Regions from separate parts of the Homo sapiens genome. Here region 1 is linked to region 2. Evidence: chromatin loops called from intact Hi-C (ENCODE). Cell type or tissue: endothelial cell of umbilical vein. All regions are shown on one strand. Each heading gives the region's core, and the rest is flanking DNA. Links, peaks and the distances in the headings are about the cores only.

The links. Peaks named below come from ENCODE experiments on the same cell type or tissue, not always from the same donor. Only the 100,000 strongest peaks of a DNase experiment are listed, where the experiment ranks them.
Region 1: a loop joins it to region 2, with 16 times the contacts of the local background. A loop is called at or near these places in 1 of 110 quality-filtered maps.

What each region holds. Positions count from the first base shown.
Region 1 is chr18:72,316,790-72,322,100 of GRCh38, forward strand. No RefSeq gene overlaps it. Among named protein-coding and RNA genes, the nearest start is that of CBLN2, 220 kb to the right of the region's middle. In endothelial cell of umbilical vein, for the core only: no CTCF peak of the experiment used is centred there; no DNase peak of the experiment used is centred there.
Region 2 is chr18:72,541,547-72,546,857 of GRCh38, forward strand. It overlaps CBLN2 (cerebellin 2 precursor), which reads right to left and starts at 2,796. Exons shown (of 5, transcript NM_182511.4): 1 at 2,431-2,796; 2 at 1,940-1,984; 3 at 258-780. The coding sequence starts at 614. In endothelial cell of umbilical vein, for the core only: a CTCF peak has its summit at 2,927 (motif pointing left); a DNase peak (open chromatin) is centred at 2,895; H3K4me3 peaks cover 1,486 bases; H3K27me3 peaks cover 1,381 bases.

The DNA.
Region 1 (5,311 bases), core at 398-4,397, 220 kb before region 2:
ACCAAAGCAATATAATAAGAGTTAATTTTAAATCCACTTTAGAATAAAGGTTAAACTGTAGTTCCAGCTACTCAGGAGGCTGATGCAGGAGAATCGAGTGAACCCGGGAGGTGGAGCTTGCAGTGAGCGGAGATCACGCCACTGCACTCCAGCCTGGGCAACAGAGCAACACTCCATCTAAAAAAAAAAAAAAAAAAAAAGCTAGAAGTGTATTAAGATCTGAGTCTTCCTTGTATATTATGTAGGCTTCTAACACACAATCAAATAACAGTACCATATATATAATCCTTCTTTTTAAAAAATCTGATCAAAATTTTACTTGGAGGTAATGAAAAGCAAAATCCATGTTGACTCCTTTCTACAATAATAGTTAAATGCAGGATTATTTGTGCATGAACTTAATAATTTCTAATCATCAACCAAATTGTAAACACAATTCAAACCAAATGATAATTTTTATCACAATAAACTGCAACAACCTAATGATTTATAAAATTACTAACACCATCTTTGAGTTTTTCTGGAAGTCTAAAAGCACTTTAAAATACAAAAGTTTATTTACAAAATTACCGATAAATGTAGACACTGTGTCCTTCCAAACAAGACATACTTTAAATTGACCACTCAATCTCAGCTTTCAAACCTTGACTCCTTGAAGATGCCGGATATTTTTAGACACACATTTTATAGCCATGTTTCTTTTGCTGGAATGTTAGAGAGAAACAGTTTCATTACTATAGCTTTACTTTGTGAAACTACTTTTTTTTTTCAGAGCTATTATCCTAAATGTGGATATTGATGGCACTACCCGTGGAGTGGAAGCATTAGAGCTGCATAACTTTTAGATATTTTATATAAATCTTCACTATAATGTCACTCCTGGCAAACAGCTGTGCTGTGATATGTCACAATGATGAATCATCAAGCATGGTAAAATCTAAAGGACAGTTATATAAAAACTTGTATTAATAAAACATAATTTTCACAAGTGCAAAATGAACATTTGCATATACTCTAAAAACTTCTATAGCATTTACTCCAAAGTGTCTAGTACATGACCATAATTTAGGCTCATGATGATTTCCATGTGGTATTTCAAAGAGAAACAAATCCCTTTTTAGGACATAAGACTGACAGTTAATTGTACAATGTGAGATTATGTTACAGCAAGATCTAATGTAAGTACCTTATAAAATTACACTGGACTCCCAGTCCAGAAAAAAATCACGTGGACTCCTTTCCCCTGATACTACCCGCTAAGTGTCAACATAAACCCAGTAAATGATGGAAGGGACAACCAAAGCATAACTCTGAAATGTCAAAAGAGGAAAGCACGCTAAGAAGGGACATCAGGACTGGAGGAATGTCATAGAAACAAGGCATCTTAGAGCCACTGCCCAACAGAGAAAGACGACTGAGAGCCAGAATTTTCTTTTTTTCTTTTCTTTTTCTTTTTTTTTTTTTTTCTGAGATGGAGTTTCCCTCTGTCACTGAGGCTGGAGTGCAATGTCACGATCTCAGCTCATTGCAGCCTCCTCCTCCCGGGTTCAAGCGATTCTGTGGCCTCAGCCTCTTGAGTAGCTGGGATTACAGGCAGGTGCAACACGCCCAGCTAACTTTTGTATTCTTAGTAGAGACGGGGTTTCATCATGTTGGTCAGTCTGGTCTTGAACTCCTGACCTCAGATGATCTGACTGCCTCTGCCTCCCAAAGTTTTGGGATTACAGGTTCGAGCCACTGTGCCTGGCCTTTATTATTATTATTATTATTATATTTTATTTTATTTTATTTTTCTAAGTTCTTGGGTACATGTGCAAGATGTGCAGGTTTGTTGCATAGGTAAACGTGTGCCATGGTGGTTTGCTGCACCTCTCAACCCATCTCCTAGGTTGCATTAGCTCCAGCATTCATTAGCTGTTTTTCTTAATGCTCTCTTCCCACCCCCACGCTCCCCTAATAGGCCCCAATGTGTGTTGTTCCCCTCTCTGTGTCCATGTGTCCTCATTGTTCAGCTCCCACTTGTAAGTGACAACATGCAGTGATTTGTTTTCTGTTCCTGCATTAGTTTGCTTAGGTTAATGGCTTCCAGCTACACCTGTGTCCCTGCAAAAAAACATGATCTAATTCCTTTTCAGAGCCAGCATTTTTTGACCTCTCCCTCCCCTCCAAACAAGTAATGGATGATGGCTCAGGTAGGCTTATTTCTCCTTATGAGTACCATCAACAAAACCAGGGCAGCCTGGTAATACTGGGCTGACCAGATGCCCCACTGACAATAAGAAGACAGAAAAAGCTCCTTTCACACCAGGCTACTGGACCTGAGACTCTCTTTCCTTCCTAGAGACAATTCATCAGCAAGGAGGATGTCACCTCCACAAGCACCTTCCCAAGAAGCACTCTTAGTTTCCTGGGCAATAGACTCTCTTTCCCCAGCTTAAGAAAACAGACAGCTTAAAAGGAGGAAGCTCCTTTTATCTCCTCAAGCAACACCAGGAGGGTTCAGTGAGAAGCCCAGCAACACGATAGGAGATAAATCAAGCTGTCCAAAATTGCCCCTCAAAGTCTCTGATAATTCAGTCGTCATTAGACCCACAGCAATGGGCCAGGTCCTGTGTGCTAAACCTCCACAGGATGGCGCTGTGCTAAAATAACAATGTAAATGGAACCAAGAGCCTGCTGACAAACATAGCTAAAAATTCTGGTTACAATAAAAAAAAAACCACCCATCATAAGGAGAATGTCACAGGTTGAATGAAAAAACACAATCAGGTTGGGTGTGGTGGCTCATGCCTGTAATCCCAGCACTTTGGGAGGCCGAGGCAGGAGGATCACTTGAGGTCAGGAGGTTGAGACTAGCCTGGCCAATGCGGTGAAACCCCGTCTCTACTAAAAATTTAAAAATTAGCTGGGTGTGGTGATGCACACCTGTACTCGGGAGGCTGAGGCAAGAGATTTGCTTGAACCTGGCAGGTGGAGGCTGCAGTTAGCCAAGATCACACCATTGCACTCCAGCCTGGGTGATGGAGTGAGACTCTTAAAACAAAAAACAAAAACAAAAAACAAAACAAAACAACAAACCCACAATCAACAGTTGCCCACACTGAGATGAATCAGAAGTTGGAATTATCAGACAATGACATTAAAGCAACCATCATAAAATGTTTTAACAGTAACAAATTATCTGAAAACAGATGAAAAAAGAGAAAATCTCAGCAAAAAATAAAAATTGAAATGGTGAAAAAGAACCAAATAAAAATTATAGAATTGATAGAACTGAAAAATGCTATGATGAAAATCTTTAAAAACCCAGTTCTCTGAATAGGCTCAATGGTAGAATGAGATGACAATGGGTAAGAGAGTAAACTTAAAAAGAGATTAAAATAATTTACCCAACCTGAATAAAGATAAAAATAGACGGAAGAAAATAAAAATAAAAAACGAGTAGAGCCTCAGGAACTTGTTGCAGCAATAACAAAAGATCCAACTCCGTATTTCCAGAATCACAGAAGCAGAAAGAGTGAAGTGAAAGGGTGTTCTAAGAAATAATAAGTGAAAAGTTCCCAAATTTGTCAAAAGACATAAACCCACAGATTCAAAAAGCTGACTGAAGTACAAATAGGAAAAGCTCCAATAAGGCTTGCAAAAGAGATGATACAAGACACGCATATTGCAAAAGAAATAATAAAACCATCCCTAATGCAGGTGACCTTGTTGTCTGCATAGAAAGTACTGAATATACAAAAAGAAAAAGAAAAAAAAAAGGTCTTAGAACTGCTAAGTGAGTTCAACAAATGGTAGAATACAAGATCAACATATAAACATGAAACACGTTCTCATATGCTAACAATGAACTTGTAAAAAGTGAAAATAAAAATTCAATACCATTTGCAGTCACTCAGAAAAAAAACTATACATAGAAATATATTTAACAAAATGTGTTACAAGATGTATATGCTGAAGATTACAAACTGCCAAAGGAAATTCAAGAACACCTAAATAAATGGAGACACACTGTGTTCATGGACTTCAAGATTCAACACACTAAGAAATGTCAATTCTCCTCAAATTGACATATAGGTATAATTCAATTCCTATCAAAAACCCAGTAGGGTTTAAAAAAAAAACATAGAGAAGCTTATTCTAAAATGTATGTGGACAGGCACAGACCCTAGAATAGCTAAAATCAACCCTGAGAAATAAAAGAGAAGTGGGAGAAATCACTCATTAGAAATTAAGGCCTTTGTGTAACTACAGTAATGAAAATAGTACTGCATTGGTAAAGAGATAGATATATAGATCAGAGAAGCAGAGAACCATAAGACAGACTGTATACTCACACAAATATGTCTGACTGGTTTTCAACAAATAAGGCGATTCACTGGAGGAAGAATAGTGGTGCCAGAGTAACGGACACCAAAGGTAACAAACCTTGACATAAATCTCACATCTCATACAAAGATTAAGCCAAATGGATCATACACTTAGAATATGCAAAACTACTATTCTTTTAGAAAAAGAAATAGGAGAAATTCTTCAGGATATAGGGTACGGCAAAGTGTTCCTAGACATGACACCAAAAACATGATCTATGAAGAAAAAATTGATAAACTGGAATTTAAACAAATTTTAATAAAACCTTTGCTTTGGGAAAGATCCTGTCGAAAGGATAAAAAGAGAAGCTACAAACGAGGGGAAAATACTTGTAAACCATATATCTGACCCCCCCTCAAAAACAGAGACACTACCAAATGTTGACGAGAAACTAGAGAAACGAAAACATTGGTATATTGCCAGTGGGAATGTAAGTACAGCCACTATACAAAACAGTTTGGTAGTTTCTTACAAAACTAAATATGCAATTATCACACCAAACAGCAATTGTACTCTTATGCATTTATTGCAGAGAAAACAAAGCTTGTGCTCACATTGCAACTTGCCCGTGAATGTTCATAGCAACTTTATTCATAATAGCCCCAAATAGGAAACAACTCATAATTCCCTCAACAGGTGAGTGGTTAAACAAATTGTGTTGTGTCCATATCATGGATTACTCCTCAGCAATAAAAGAGAATAAACCACAGATAGATGCAACAACCTAGATGAATCTGCAGAGATATATCCTGGCTGAAAAAAGCCAATCCTGAAAGTTACACAGGAGATGATTCCCTTTATAATACATTCTTGAAAGGATAAAATTATAGAAACGGGAAACATATCAGTGATTGCCAGAGGTTAAAGAGCAGGACAATGGGGGAGAGTGAGTGTAGTTATAAAAGGGCAGAAAAGGGAACCTTGTCGTGATGAAATGTTC
Region 2 (5,311 bases), core at 544-4,543:
TAGACAGCCTTAAGGGACTCTCAGTCATCCAAGTGCCAAGTTAGCTGATCATTTAAAAGTTTTTAAAAAGCCAAAATGTGGAAAAGGGAAAGAGTAGGAGTGCGTTCTATGAAACGGGAGGAAAGAGACTAGCAGGGCAGAGGGGGAGGACAGAGCCTGGGAACTCCACGTCCAAGAAGCCTGAACCCCAGCCCGCGCGCGCAGGTCCCCGCCCCTCTCCCCGGGCTGGGGGCGGGGTGGGCAGGCCGACGGCTGACCTGGTCGAAATAGATGGTCATGGTGCGGTTGCTCATCTCGGACGGCTCGTGGTTGGTGCTCCGCGTGGCGGAGAAGGCCACCTTGGCGCTGCCGGAGCGCACGGAGATGCCTAGGGAGGAGGTGACGGCGCCGTCCGCCGACGGGCTGGAGTCGCACACCACCAGGCACTTGCCCTCCAGCACGATGGGCTCCGTGTCGTTCTGCGCCCGCACGGGGCAGCAGGCGGGCAGTAGCAGCAACAGCAGGGCCAGCGCCACCCCCAGGCAGGATCCGCAGCCGCCCGGCTCGCGCAGCGCCCCCCGGCGCCCGGGCATCATCAGCCGCAGCCCGAGTGGCCCCCGGCCGGGCGCCTGCATCGGGACTGGTGGGAGGCGGCGCGCGGGGGTGGAGGCCGGCGCCGGCGCGAGCGGCGCGGAAGGGCGCGAAGGAACGCGCGGAGCTCGCAGCAGCCTCCGGGGGCCTTCGTCCCCGGCTCTGACGTTCAAGGCCAGGGTCGTTCTCAGAAGAAAGGCGCCTGTGAACCTGTCAGGGCACAGAACCCAAAGCCTTACACCGGGAGGTGGAGCCACCGGGAAGAAGGGGGACTGGGAGCAGGTGCCTGCGGCTCGGGGGTTCTCCCCGAAGGCCACCCCCTTGGTCCCGCGCACAGCCAACCCGCTTTCCGATCTGGCACAACAGGTCCGGAGAAACGCCCGGGCGCAGCTGGCAGCGCATCCCTGAAGGCTCCCGAGCAGCGCGCGGGGCTGCGACGAGGGAGGGGGCCGCGCTTCTGCAGGTCCTCGTCGCTAAGACGGGCCCCGAGACCCTCAGAAGGCGTCACCGCCACCCCGCCCATTCACCAGCGCGGAGGGGGCTAAGACGCAGGCAAAGAAAAACCTACGAATGCTTGCCTTCTCGCCTTCATCTCACAGCATTTCCTTGGAGCAGCACCAAGGAACCCTTTTCCTATCCCTTGTTTCCCTGCTATCCTCTATTTTTCAATCCTCGAGATGTTTTTAAAGTCCATTTAAGTCCCTTTGGTACAGATTTTATCTGTTTTCCACCCACAGAACAAATCCCAGGAATCTCCTTGGGGCGAATAAGATTACTAGGGGGGAAATGACACCACACACACACACACACACACACACACACACACACACACACACACACACGGGCAGTAAAGCCAAACACCTACTTCCAAGGTCCCTGCAGCCACTAGCGAGCCCCCTTGGGTGAAACCCCTGGGATTCCTCTCTTAGGCGAAGGACCGATTCCAACGACGGAATCCCAGGCTTGGGTTATTCTCCAGCTCTGGTTTCCAGACCACGGGGATTCTCTCTTTCTCAGCGGGGCGGCAGCCCCTGCAGGTTTCTGCGAACTTACGCGCCCGTCTGCACTTTTGCCCCGTCCCCGCTCCTCCCAGGAAAGCAGACAGGCCATTTCAATACCAGCCCAGAGACACGCAGAGAAGCCGCCCCCTCGCCGCCCACAGCCTCCCATTAACTCTTCCAGTATTCTTTCTAAGAACAGAGAAGTTGGCTCTTGATAAATATCCGCTGTCCGCAGCCCCGATCCTACATGATTTCCCTTCTCTCTCTCCACCTCCTCCACCCCTCGATCTGGACCAGGGAGAGTCTTCGTTAAAATCCACGCAGAAGGCGCTTGCATGCGGAGGGGAGGGCAGGTCGGGGGTGGTTACCTGGAACATCCATGCTGGGCGAGCTCCGCTGTCCGCGAAGTTGCTCTGCTTAGAGAAAATGAGGCGAGTGGGAGCTGTCGGGAGGAGGACACGGAGCGCGACCCTGCTCCCAGCGCGTGGCCAATAACCGCGCCGCCCCGCCCTGCCGCTTTCCCGCGCCAGCCTGCGCCGCTTCAGGGGTGCACCACGCCCCGCGCGCCCGCTTAGGCGCCGCGCCCGGGACCGGGAACCCCGCGTCTCGCCCGGCTCAGCGCCCCGCGCTGTGCGCCCAGGTGCCTCCAACCCCTGGGCTTCGCGCCCGCACCGCTGCCTGGGGCCCCTCGAGCTCCCGCGCTCAGCGCGTCCGCAGCGCGGCTCCCTCGCGGGTCCCCTCGGCCCCGCAGCCCCGCCAGTCTCCAGAGGGCATAGCCGAGCGCTGCCGCCTCCCTAGGACTCGGAACCTTCCCTGCTCCCAAGCCCGCCGCACCCTCCAACGCCCCGGTCCTGCTCACCCAAACGCCCAGAGCAAAATACTCCCAGACGTCTCTTTTGAAAATTAGACACCCTTAAAAGCACCGGTCGCTTCTCTTCTTTTAGATTCTTTCTTTTCTTTCCCCAATTCCCTCCAAGTCTTAATATTGAATGGCGTGACCACTTTCATAATGACAGGAGCGAAAAAAACAATAAGTTAAAAAAAAAAAAAAGAAGAAGAAGACTGGGATGGCTGGGACGAAGAGAGGGAAAAAAAAAGCTTGAGAATTTGATGATTTAGGAGCTGTGGTTCCAGAGTCCCAGTTGGGGAACTGTCCGGTTCCCGCAGGGCTAGAAGAGGGGCCTCCGGCCCGGGTCTGTGTGTCTGCTCCTCTGGACCTCGGACTGGTGGAGCGGCTGGCGCTTGCGCTTATTTATTAAATTGCGGTGTCCGCGCTCGCTCAAAGGACCCGGGGAGACGCGCTGGGTTTCCCAGCTGCGCCTGGAGCTCGGCTGAGGGCGCAAACACGGACGTGGGGCGCCACCTGCGGGTGCCCGGGCCTCCCTGCCGCAGGCTGCGGACCGGCGGACTCCGACAGAAGACGGGGGAGTCCTGGCCGCAAGGCTGAGGTTTGCTGATGGTCTTCTTTCACCCCAAAAGCAGCGCTGACCTCTGCAATAATAATAATATAATAATAATAATAATGATAGCAACCACAAGAAGAACAATAATGACCAGTCTTCCCGGTATCCTTCAGTACTTTTACTCCTGGCAAAACCAAGCAGCACGCCGCCTGATTTTCCGGATCTTCACTGATCTAACAAACAACTCTGCCAAGATGATAAATGCTGCGGTGAGGTTATCATCGGTTATTATCGTCGGCACAACGTTTGCACAGACAACTGGGCCGTATAGTTTATGCTGGTCTAAAAAACAATCAATATTTAAATCTACACTCTATAGCCTGATTTTTTTTTAAAACATGGTTAAAAAATACTTTGTCCTTTGACATGCATTATACGTCTTTTCTGATAGGCTAATAATAATAATAATAATAATAATAATAAAGTTAGCCAGTGCTGTTCATTAGAGCATCTGTATTTCTTATTCCTCCAGACTTCACACCGAACCCTCTCCCCTTTGAAGATTTCAGCAGTGTCTGATTCCACCTTAACAAACGGAGGTCTTTTCAGGTAGGGGGTTTTGAAGGCCTTATTTTCCCATAGGCCCTCTCACCGCTATTCTCCCCATTTAGAACAGAACTGCCAAGGCATCATCTCTAAGCACTGGAGATGAAATTCACGATCAGTTCAACTGGAATGGATATGCAGAAAGTCATTGCACACTGCTGCGTGAGACAAAATATTTAGTATGGGTGTAAGGATGTGATTAAAAGTACCTCTGAGCCAAATGCTTCCTGGTTAACCTAGCATGCAAAATAGTAGAAAATATACAATACTTCCAAAATCTCTCATCCTCCTAAGCTATACTCACTGTAAAGTAAATGTCATACTTCAACACTTTTGTACCATGCTGGAGATAGGTACTGGCATTTGCCAGGATGCTTTTTCAAATCCACCACAGTTTGCCATGTTTTGTTACCATTTTTGTGAGTTTAACAGAGTGGAAATGCACTCTTACTTTCAAATAGTTATTTTATTCCACTATTTCATCCATGTGATAGTGTCTTACTGTCAAAATAAGCCCCCATCCATCATTCCACCATAGAGAGAACTGATTTAAGTGTAAGCATAGATAGCAAAGAACACTAGATATTTGAAAGACATGTGAGACACAGACATAATTAGACCAATCTGGGGATGCTAATTTATAGCAATACCTCTCACACATCTGTAAGTCCTTAAATAGCAACTCTACTCAGCATCTTTCCTCAATACTGTAAGCATTCCTTTTGACTAATATAAATGCAAGCACACATGAACTATCGTCATCAACACTGGGGGAAAAAAGAAAACCACTTTCTATGTGGCAACATAAATGTTTAGATTATATATATGTAGAGACACCTTTAATCTATGTGACTTATTGGACTAAGTTATTGAAAAAAGCTATAAGCATTCTTATATAATAAACAGGTTAGGTTTAATTTAGACTAGAGATTATTTTAGAAGAAACCATAAAAGATAGCAAATTGACAGAGAAGCAGATTATTTATTCATTGATTAATTAGTTGTTTCACATAAGAAGATATTAAAGTCGGCCGGGCGCGGTGGTTCACGCCTGTAATCCCAGCACTTTGGGAGGCCGAGGCGGGCGGATCACGAGGTCAGGAGATTGAGACCATCCTGGCTAACACGGTGAAACCTTGTCTCTACTAAAAATACAAAAAATTAGCCGGGCGTGGTGGCGGACGCCTGTAGTCCCAGCTACTCGGGAGGCTGAGGCAGGAGAATGGTGTGAACCTGGGAGGCGGAGCTTGCAGTGAGCCAAGATCGGGCCACTGCAGTCCTCCGGCCTGGGTGACAGAGCGAGACGCTCTCTCTCAAAAAAAAAAAAAAGATATTTAAGTCAAGTGTTGGAATTTTAGCTTGTAAATATGCTTAGAAATTTTTTAAGAAAATGTCTAAGATTTAAAAGCAAAAGTTTTTCTAGTTATCTCAGGGATTCCTTTTTCTCTCCCTTTTCCATGTTAATAATTGTTGCTATTACTACTAGAACATTAATAGTGGACATTCCCACAGACAATAACAATGACAGCCATTTATGGAACACCTGTGGTGTGTGAGATATTGCACCATGTCTTTTGTCTGGGATATAACACGATTTAACACCCACAGCAACCCTGTGGTAAAGACAGGTGTTCACACAGAGCTGAAGAGGAACATATTCTAATATTAGGGAAAAATGTGGGAAGGGAAGACGCTGGGATAATTCAAGTACCCTTCCTCTCATTTTTTCTA